Linked DNA regions of Homo sapiens: region 2 is linked to region 1. Evidence: chromatin contacts called from ENCODE Hi-C data. All regions are on one chromosome and are shown on one strand. The core of a region is the stretch at or near the end of the contact, and the rest is flanking DNA. Distances in the headings are between cores, read along the strand shown. Region 1 has its middle 22 kb from the start of LINC02414. Region 2 overlaps LOC105370087 (a long non-coding RNA gene).

What was found. Hi-C counts contacts between places; a loop is a spot of excess contacts on that map. Pooled maps may share reads with other maps.
Region 2: a pooled map shows a loop between it and region 1 (2.0-fold over the local background). The contact joins two enhancer-like sites. A Hi-C loop is called at or near these places in 2 of 168 maps with a recorded cell type or tissue (HUES64 and head of caudate nucleus), 3 of 37 single-sample maps with no recorded cell type and 3 of 50 pooled maps.

The regions. Positions count from the first base shown.
Region 1 is chr12:131,623,456-131,628,757 of GRCh38, forward strand. No RefSeq gene overlaps it. Among named protein-coding and RNA genes, the nearest start is that of LINC02414, 22 kb to the right of the region's middle. RefSeq lists enhancers at 1-668, 1,425-2,180. Within about 2 kb of position 3,101, at least 5 of the 41 ENCODE cell types and tissues checked have a DNase peak (open chromatin) inside an H3K27ac peak, as active enhancers do.
Region 2 is chr12:131,680,660-131,685,961 of GRCh38, forward strand. All of the region lies in intron 1 of LOC105370087 (a long non-coding RNA gene), which reads left to right. Among named protein-coding and RNA genes, the nearest start is that of SFSWAP, 28 kb to the right of the region's middle. RefSeq lists a silencer at 1,622-1,771. Within about 2 kb of position 2,037, at least 2 of the 41 ENCODE cell types and tissues checked have a DNase peak (open chromatin) inside an H3K27ac peak, as active enhancers do.

The DNA of each region.
Region 1 (5,302 bases), core at 1,851-4,350:
GGACAGAGGGTCCCGGCACTCACTCCCGGGGCCTCGGGAGGTGACGGGGGCATCACCCCACTCTACTCCCTGTGTCCCTCCTGGGTCTGGGCTGAGGACCCCGGGATGTCCATGGGGCTCAGACCCCAGCACGGTGGCCAGGAGCTGACTGACCAGCAGCAGGGCCAGCAGCAGTGCCAGCAGCAGTGCCAGATCAGATGGCAGGACTGATCTCATGTGTCAACAGCAGCACCCCAAAGACTCCAGAGACATTTTTGGGGGTGAGGCCCCCATTGGGGAGCAGGGTCCCAACATCACACAGGAGGTGAATTCAGCACCATGTCACTGTCCTCAGGGTGGCCACAGGCGGCTGCACTGGGTGGGAGAGTGTCCACAACCACCCTCTTCTGCACAGGCCACAGGGGGCGCTCAGGAGTCAGGACTCTGGGGGTGAGAGAAGCCCCAGACCAGCCCAGGCACCAGAGGAAATGCATTGAAATCCTCAGGCCGGGACAGCTTCAGGCACAGCGTGATCCTGCAGCTCAGGCATGACCTCAGGGCTCTGATTTCCTGTGTCCAGGGCCCTCCCAGGCCAGCATCTCCTTGGGGCTAAGTCCACTGAAGCCGACTGACTTCTCCAAGCAGGTCCAGCCAAGTGCCCACTCCTGAACCCATCGCCCAGGCCATGAGAATGGAATGCTCTCCTCTCACAGGTCTGGGTCACAGCCAAGTGCCCACCCCGGAACCCATTGCCCAGGCCATGAGAATGGAATGTTCTCCTCTCACAGGTCTGGGTCACAGGAGCACACCTGACCTGGGGGTGGAGTCAGCCCCACCCAGACCAGACCATGTGGACAGAGCGAGGGAGCAGGGGACTCCCAGATAAGCCAGGGGTGTGGCCTGCAGCAGAGACATCCCCTCAGCTGTCCCCTCCAGGACTCCCAGGCTGCTGTCACCCAGGGCTCATAAAAGCCTCTGGCAGATGGGAGGCCCTGCCCAGCACCCATGATGCCCACTGAGCTTCTCCTGGCAGCCGGCCAGGTTCCACAGGGAGGGTAGTGCCAGGAAGCCCAGTGCACAGAGGGGCTCATAGATGCCCATGGGAAGACAGCTGGGTGTGCCTTGCTCTCACAGGATGTGGACATGTCCCCTGTGTCCCAGGCTGTGGGCCCATTTGTGTCACTCATCACCCTGGCCTCATTTTCTGAGTGACTGTGCTTCTCCCTAGGAGCCCCGAGAAGAGACAGCCAGCGGGTGCTGCTAGTTAATGAGGCTCAGCTGGAATCAGCTGTTTCAAACTTAAAAGGCTGTTAATGGGATTTCTAATTCCAGAGGTGGAAAGAGTTAAATTGTATTGCCAACGACTCTTGCAATCCAAGATGTTTTCTGATTCTGTGTTTTGTTCTGGTAATTAATTGGATGGAAGTTGTCCAACTTCGTGGAGAGACCAGAGCTATTTCAGGTTTCACTGAGTCTCTGGAAGATTAAGTTACTTTGTTTCCCCCAGGAACTCCCAGAACCGGCCACATCGGTGCCATTTCAAAGACAAAGGGCTGAGCAGCTTTCACAGCGTGTGTCCATTGTTTTCTAACTCCAGAACCCTGGAAAAGCAGCAGGCTGTGTCTGCTCAGAGCAGAGCTCTGGGCTCGCCTGGCCGGGACCCAGGACTCCAGGACCCAGGAGCCCCGCTGAGGTGCTGGCTGGGGCCTCGGGCAGGTCCACGCCTTGGTTTTCTCATCTGGAGAAAGGGGCTGAGGACAGCACCTGCTGTCTAGGGTCTCTGTCGGCTTCAGGAGAGAGTGCAGCAGGTGTTTGGCCCCAGGCCTGGCACATCCTAAGCCTCACAAATGTCCAGGAAATGACTCTATGGGTGTGTAATGCCCAACCTTGTTTTTACTAACCCTGTTCTTAGACTCTCCCTTGGCTAAGAGAGCCAGACAGACTCCATCTTGGCTCTTTCACTGGCAGTCCCTTCCTCAAGGACTTAACTTGTGCAAGCTGACTCCCAGCACATCCAAGAATGCAATTAACTGATAAGATACTGTGGCGAGCAATATCCACAGTTCCCAGGAATTCACCCGATTGATAACGCCCAAAGCCCCGCGTCTATCACCTTGTAATAGTCTTAAAGCCCCTGCACCTGGAACTGTTTACTTTCCTGTAACCATTTATCCATTTAACTTTTTTGCCTACTTTATTTCTGTAAAATTGTTTTAGCTAGACCCCCTTCCACTTTCTAAACCAAAGTATAAAAGAAAATCTAGCCCCTTCTTCGGGGCCAAGAGAACTTTGAGCGTTAGCCGTCTCTTGACCACCGGCTAAATAAACGGACTCTTAATTCGTCTCAAAGTGTGGCGTTTTCTCTAAGGTACAACAGGTGAATAGCCACTCCTCTGTTACGCAGCTTGCGATGTCTTCCCACTGTCCTGAAAGTCCCAAACCTTTAACACGCTGTGGAAAAGTCCCCAGAAGGTAGGCTAAGGACGTGTTTAGGGGACCGAAAGTGGAAGAAGTTTTTAAAATAGGGAGAGAATTTGTGTTTGGGCTTTCTAAAGAGTGTGGTGCTCAGGGAAGATTCGAACTCCATTGGGCTCCTGTACCTTCCTTGGGGAGGTAGAATCGTCTTTGGTTTCAGTAACACAGGGGCCCCCACAGCCTTGGCCGACTCAGCCCTGGCAGCCTGGATCTGTCCAGACCTGCGGGAGCGGCCCCACCCCCCACATCTGCTGTCCTTCATCCTCCCGAGACCCTGGGTCTGGGCTAGGACAGGATCCCACCCACCACAAGCTCCTCCGTAATCAGCCGCCCCCCAACTTCACCCACGGCCCCCTTAACTGCTGCTCCTGTCTTGCGGGATTTGCCACCTGTGCTTGGAGGCACCCCCACCACCTCCATGCTGGTGGGCTTTAAACCATTTCCACGAACTCGCCACCCCCTCACTCTTATCTCCTCACTTGTTCACATCAAGTACTTTCATTTAAAATATAAGGACATGGTTGCAGAAATGTAATTCCCCATGTATTATGAACATTGATATTTTAGAAACTGCCCCATCCTCAGTGTCTCCAGTAACGCCGAGACCACAGCCACTCCCCTCTCCCCATCCACCCGAGACCACAGCCACTCCCCTCTCACCATCCGCCCGAGACCACAGCCACTCTCTTCTCCCCATCCACCCGAGACCACAGCCACTCCCCTCTCCCCATCCACCCGAGACCACAGCCACTCCCCTCTCCCCATCCACCCGAGACCACAGCCACTCCCCTCTCCCCATCCACCCGAGACCACAGCCACTCCCCTCTCCCCATCCACCCGAGACCACAGCCACTCCCCTCTCCCCATCCACCCGAGACCACAGCCACTCCCCTCTCCCCATCCACCCGAGACCACAGCCACTCCCCTCTCCCCATCCACCCGAGACCACAGCCACTCCCCTCTCCCCATCCGCCCGAGACCACAGCCACTCCCCTCTCCCCATCCGCCCGAGACCACAGCCACTCCCTTCTCCCCATCCACCCGAGACCACAGCCACTCCCTTCTCCCCATCCACCCGAGACCACAGCCACTCCCCTCTCCCCATCCACCCGAGACCACAGCCACTCCCCTCTCCCCATCCGCCCGAGACCACAGCCACTCCCCTCTCCCCATCCGCCCGAGACCACAGCCACTCCCCTCTCCCCATCCACCAGAGACCACAGCCACTCCCCTCTCACCATCCGCCCGAGACCACAGCCACTCCCCTCTCACCATCCGCCCGAGACCACAGCCACTCCCCTCTCACCATCCGCCCGAGACCACAGCCACTCCCCTCTCACCATCCACCAGAGACCACAGCCACTCTCTTCTCCCCATCCGCCCGAGACCACAGCCACTCCCCTCTCCCCATCCGCCCGAGACCACAGCCACTCCCTTCTCACCATCCACCCAAGACCACAGCCACTCCCCTCTCCCCATCCACCCGAGACCACAGCCACTCTCTTCTCCCCATCCGCCCTAGACCACAGCCACTCCCCTCTCCCCATCCGCCCGAGACCACAGCCACTCCCCTCTCCCCATCCGCCCGAGACCACAGCCACTCCCCTCTCCCCATCCGCCCGAGACCACAGCCACTCCCTTCTCCCCATCCACCCGAGACCACAGCCACTCCCCTCTCCCCATCCACCCGAGACCACAGCCACTCCCTTCTCCCCATCCACCCGAGACCACAGCCACTCCCCTCTCCCCATCCACCCGAGACCACAGCCACTCCCCTCTCCCCATCCACCCGAGACCACAGCCACTCCCCTCTCACCATCCACCCGAGACCACAGCCACTCCCCTCTCACCATCCACCCGAGACCACAGCCACTCCCCTCACCCCATCCACCCGAGACCACAGCCACTCCCTTCTCCCCATCCACACTTAAATGTACAGAGGGAAAACCACAGCATCCTTTCTACTCCAATTCACAGTTCACTGCATCCCGTTTCTCCATGGAGTGAGTACTCAATGCTTGGAAGTATTTACTAATTGCCAGATTACATTCCCCACAACAAAAAACGTGTTTGAAATTTAAATAGCAACGTAATTCTTGTGTCTAAAGAGCTCCAAGTGTTAAAATACTTTTCTGGATCCAGTTATGGTCCCATTTTTAGTAACAGGCAATTCTTCCAAACAACATGAGGAATCAAATATTTATATTATGTCATGTGTACATTTCCATCGCATATACATGCTTACATCTATATAAATATACGGCATAAATCGATTTACATAATGCATGTGTAAATATTGACATATGGGATATGTAATATGGTGTGTGTTATTTATTTATGTGATTAATATATTCAAATTTTTAGAGTTATTTTAAAGGAAAGTACACCTTGTGGAAATGGATTGGGAAATTTCAGGAGTCTCATTTGGAGGGCGCCCTGCGGTCTCTGCGCCCCCTCCCAGGACGTGCCTCTGGGGGATTCGGGATGGGGGGGGTTGTCCTTCCTGGGAAAAACAGGAGCTGGGAAGTCATAACAGGGAAGGGAGACCAGGGAGCTGACTGCAGGCTCCTTTCAGGCAGGTATTTTTAGGACTTTAGGCGGCCATGCTGATGCCCTGGGTGGTCCCTGAGGGAGCGCCCGCCTCGGGGTCCCGCAGACTCAGGGGCCCTGCCTGGGCCCTGCCTGGGATTTTCCTGCCAAGTCCATGGTCTCCTTGGGCTCCCTCCGCAACTGTGCCCCCGTTTCCTGTGCTCATCCCACACCCAGCCTGGCCCCGAACACCGTGGGGCTTTTGTTCGGGGCCCCGCACACCGGACCTCAGGATTCCATCCTCCCAGAACCATGGCCA
Region 2 (5,302 bases), core at 787-3,286, 56 kb after region 1:
GGCTGCCCCTCCCCACATTCTGTCCCTTTGGGCCAGGTGGGGCCCTCGCCTTTTTGTACACGTAAATCACGTGATGGGGCCCACATAGTAAACAGACATCCTCCCTAGGACAGCACTCTGTGGGGTATGGGTCACATGACCTCATCAGGGCCCATCGGAGCAAGATCAGGACCACTGCAGAAGCTACTGGGGAAGGACTGTGCTCTTTCTTAAGCACAAGTGAGCTGGGAGGTGCTGCAGCATTGATGGGGTCACAGCCAGAGGGGATTCCGGGGCTCCCAGGGGACAGCATGTGGGGCCTGAGATGGAAGCAGCACAGGAGGGAAGAGCTGAGAGCCAGAGAGAGAGAGAGCAGGAGAGAGCACGGCGGAGAGAGAGAGAGAGCCAGAGAAAGAGAGAGGAGAGAGGAGAGAGCAGGGGAAAGAGAGAAGGAGAGAGGTGAGAGCAGGGGAGAAATAGGAAAAAAGAGAGCAGGAGAGAGCCGGGAAGAGAGAGAGAGAGAGAGAGACCAGGAGAGAGAAAGAGAGCAGGGGAGAGACAGAGAGAGAGAGATGGAGTGAGAGAGAGAGAGAACGTCCTGGAGATGTCTCTAGAGGCCAGAACACAGCCATACCTGAAACCAGCTAGAATAACCTAGATTTCTTCACTATGTGAGCCAACACATTCCCGGGCATCTGCTGATTGGCATCAGGGTTTCTGATGCTCCACAGAGAACTGCCCCCAGCTGTTTGCCCTCTCCTGACTGTGGACAGCTGAGCTGGGCATTTGTCCTGCCAGCTGTGACCCCAGACCCTCCTATCTGGTGACACAGCGCGTCTGAATGTAGCAAGGGTGAAGTCACCTACCGTCAATTACTCTAATGACCTTTTATGTATTAAAAAGTAAAACATTCCCAATCTGTGGCACTTGGGTATTTAGGAAAACATTACTTGTCACACCACAGAAAACCGTGGTGACACAAAGGTGTGCTTCAGCGCCATGGAGAAGAGCAGAGCGAACCTGGCTCTAGTGCTGGGCTCTGGCGCTGCCGTGAGCACGTGCTCACCACACGTCCTTGTCGTCTTCTCCGGGGAGAGCCCTGACTTATCCGAGGCAGCCACATGCCCTTCTATCCTGCTGGTTAGGACATAAATGTCCCTGCTGCACCCGGGGCTGCCTCTGTGGTGACGATGATGCCGAACCTCGGGTGGGGGAGGGAGGCTCAGAAGGGCCTGTGTCCCGAAGCCTGGACCTCCCGGCGCCCTGCCTGTGGGTTAGTTTCTGCATTAGTTGCTGATGTCCGTCTCTGGCACTTCCCACCAAGAGCCTGAACCCACACACCTGGGCTCAGTCCCCGAGACACGGGCCACGCGGCACCTGCTAGGGCTTCTGTGTTGAGATGGTTGCAGTGGACACCAGGAGAGTCGTGGGTGACAGTCGAGAAACTGCCCAAGAACAATCGCTCAATCCCGCTGGTTTAATCACACACTAAAAGCCTAGTCATTGAAAGAGGGTGACATCAGGTGGGGGTTCCCCTCCCCTCCCTGGGAAGGGAGCGCGGAGCTCACTTGTGGGTGCTGGATCCTCACGGCCTCCTCTGCTTCTAAAGGACGGGGGAGGCAGGAGAACAGGTGGGGCCCAGACTGGGGCGGGAGGAAGGTGGAGCAACCCCATGGCCTCCAGGGGACGGGGCGGGGAAGAGGTGGGGCCCAGACTGGGGCGGGAGGAAGGTGGAGCAACCCCATGGCCTCCAGGGGATGGGGCAGGGAAGAGGTGGGGCCCAGACTGGGGGATGAGGAAGGTGGAGCAACTCCATGGCCTCCAGGGGGGATGGGCAGGTGGCTCTGGGATCCCCCCTCCCCCAGGCAGCCACTGGACTAATGCAGGGGAGGGGAAGGGAAGGGAAGGGAGGGGAGGGGAGGGGAGGGGAGGCCAGGCTCTGCCCCAGGAGGCGACGGGGGGTCAGGACCAGATGTGGAGGGAGCCCCAGGAGGGAAGCGCTCAGCCCCAGCGAGGCTGGGAGTGTCCTTGTCGTCTGTAACCGAGTTCCTTGTCATCCAGCATCCAGCACGTCTGGGCTAGGGCACCCTTGACTGCACGTGACAGAACCACATGGGGTGTTGTGTTGTGGTGCTGCTGTCATGGCGTTGTGGTGTGCTGTGTGGTTGATGCTGTGTTGTTATGTTGTGGTGTGGTGTGTGGTGGCGTTTTGAGTTATATTGTTGGTGTGGTGAAGTGGTGTGTGGTGTATATTGTTGATGTTGATGTGTTACATTGTGGTGTGCTGTGTGGTTGATGCTGTGTTGTGATGTCATGGTGTGGTGTGTGGGGGTGTTTTGAGTTATGTTGTTGGTGTGGTGATGTGGTGTGTGGTGTATATTGTTGATGTTGTGTTACATTGTGGTGTGCTGTGTGGTTGATGCTGTGTTGTGATGTCATGGTGTGGTGTGTGGGGGTGTTTTGAGTTATGTTGTTGGTGTGGTGATGTGGTGTGTGGTGTATATTGTTGATGTTGATGTTGTGTTACGTTGTAGTGTGCTGTGGTGTGTGGTGCTGTTTTGGGGTTTTCATGGTGTGGTGTGTGGTGTGTATGGTTGTATATGTTCTTGCTGTTGTATTGTGGTGTTGTGTTATCTTGTTGAGGCAGTGCTGTTGATGGTGTGGTGTGCGGTGTTGTTTTGTGTTATGTTGTGGTGTGGTGCTGGTGTTGTGTGGTTGTAACTGAGGATGTCTGAGCTCGTCTGGAAGGAGACAGTGGAGCTGCCCAGGCCCAGGGCTGAGGATGGGCTGTGGCCAGGGTAGGTCCTCAGCTGAGCGAGGTGAGGAGCCCCTGAGTCTGGTATGTAACACAACTGTTGTGTTGTGTTGTTATGTTGTTGGTGTGCTGTGTCTCTGTCCACACTGGGCAGATGGTCCTGGGGACACTCCTGGAACTTCCTGGCTCCCGACATTCCCAGCCTCTGCTCTTGGGAACGGTCCAGGCTGGACCTGGTGTGGGACAGAAGCCAAGTCTGTGCCAGTCTTCAGCGGGACCACCCTTAGGGTGAGCACGTTCCCCTGGAGAGCCCTGTCTTTGTCTGTGGATTTCTGGGTGGGGCCGTGCCTGGCGCTAGGAGGTGAGCTGGGCCCAGGCCTGGGGGCAGCTCTGCGTCCCCACCACCTTCGTCCCACCCATGGGCTCCAGAGCTTCTCTCCTGCACCGATGGGTCAGCGGCCGCCACCTCGATTTCTACATCTCCTCTCCAGAGCCCAGTCCTTCAGCCTGCAGACGAGAAAAATCAATGCCCAAGTCTTGAAAGGGTTGAAGAGAAAGCCTATTGCGTGTCAGAACATGTTAAGTCTCCCTCCAAATGGAGCTGCAACAGGGCACAGTCCTGCCCGGGAAGGGCTCCTCCCACCCGCGGGGATGCTGTCTGACTCCAGCACTCATGTGGGGGGACCCACGCCCAGGGCTGGGACACACTGGGACCTGGGCTGACCCTCAGCACCTGAGGATATCTGAGCTCCTCTGGAAGGAGACGGCCGAGCTGCCCAGGCCCCAGCTCTGCCGAGGGCTGAGGATGGGCTGCAGCCGGGACAGGTGCTCAGCTGAGCAAGGCGGGGAGCCCCTGAGTCTGGAAACAGCCACTCAGCATCATTAAGGGTGTTGTGTCATCCTCAACGTAGATAATGACGATGGCACTGGCAGCTGCTTCCCTCCTTTCAGGCACTCTGGAAGCACCATTTCTAATCCCCTCCGCAGAGCCCACAGGCTGGGACTCTGAGACCGGTTCCTTCTTTATCAAACCTCTCCCATCCGCAGCGGGAGGCTGGGACGGCAGGTAGCGTCCTCCTTGTGGGGCTCACATCGAGGATGGTGACTACGAAACTGAGGTCACTGTGTGGCCAGCAGGAATCTTAGCAGACCCAGACACCTGAGTGTGAGCCTGGCTCTCCATCTCCCTCCCGACTACCCTGGGGATGCCACCCAGCCTTCTGTGCCTGTTTCCTGCTCTGCACAATGGGAATCACGGCGTGTCCGTCTCCTGCTCTGCACAATGGGAATCACGGCGTGTCCGTCTCCTGCTCTGTAGAATGGGAATCATGCGTGTCTGATTCCTGCTCTGTAGATTGAGAATCACGGCGTCTCTGTTTCCTGCTCTGTAGAAAATGGGAATCACGTGTGTCCGTTTCCTGCTCTATAGAATGGGAATCATGGCGTGTCTGTTTACTGCTCTGTACAATGGGAAGGAATCACGCGTGTCCGTTTCCTGCTCTATAGAATGGGAATCATGGCGTGTCTGTTTACTGCTCTGTACAATGGGAATCACGCGTGTCCGTTTCCTGCTCTGTAGAATGGGAATCATGGCGTGCCCGTTTCCTGCTCCGTAGAATGGGAATCACGTGTGTCTGTTTCCTGCTCTGTAGAATGGGAATCACAGTGTGTCTGTTTCCTGCTCTGTAGAATGGTAATCACACGTGCCCGTTCCCTGCTCTATAGAATGGGAATCACATGTGTCCGATTCCTGCTCTATAGAATGGGAATCACGGTGTGCCCCTTTCCTGCTCTGTAGAATGGGAATCACGTGTGCCCGTTTCCTGCTCTGTAGAATGGGAATCACATCTGTCCGTTTCCTGCTCTGTAGAATGAGAATCATGTGTGTCCGTTTCCTGCTCTGTAGAATGGGAATCATGTGTGTCCGTTTCCTGCTCTGTAGAATGGGAATCACGTGTGTCCGTTTCCTGCTCTGTAGAATGGGAATCATGCGTGTCTGTTTCCTGCTTTGTAGAATGGGAATCACGTGTGCCCGTTTCCTGCTCTGTAGAATGGGAATCACGTCTGTCCGTTTCCTGCTCTGTAGAATGGGAATCATGCGTGTCTGTTTCCTGCTCTGTAGAATCAGAATCACGGCGTGTCTGTTTGCTGCTCTTCAGAATGGGAATCACCCATGTCCGTTTCCTGCTCTGTAGAATGTTAATCACATGTGTCCGTTTCCTGCTCTGTAGAATGAGAATCATGTGTGTCCGTTTCCTGCTCTGTAGAATGGGAATCATGTGTGTCCGTTTCCTGCTCTGTAGAATGGGAATCACAGCGTGTCCGTCTCCCGCTCTGTAGAGTGGGAATCATGGTGTATCCGTCTCCTGCTCTGTAGAATGTGAATCACACGTGTCCGTTTCCTGCTCTGTAGAATGAAAATCATGTGTGTCCGTTTCCTGCTCTGTAGAATGTGAATCACGCGTGTCCATTTCCTGCTCTGTAGAATGTGAATCACGCGTGTCCGTTTCCTGCTCTGTAGAATGGGAATCACGTGTGTCCGTTTCCTGCTCTGTAGAATGGGAATCA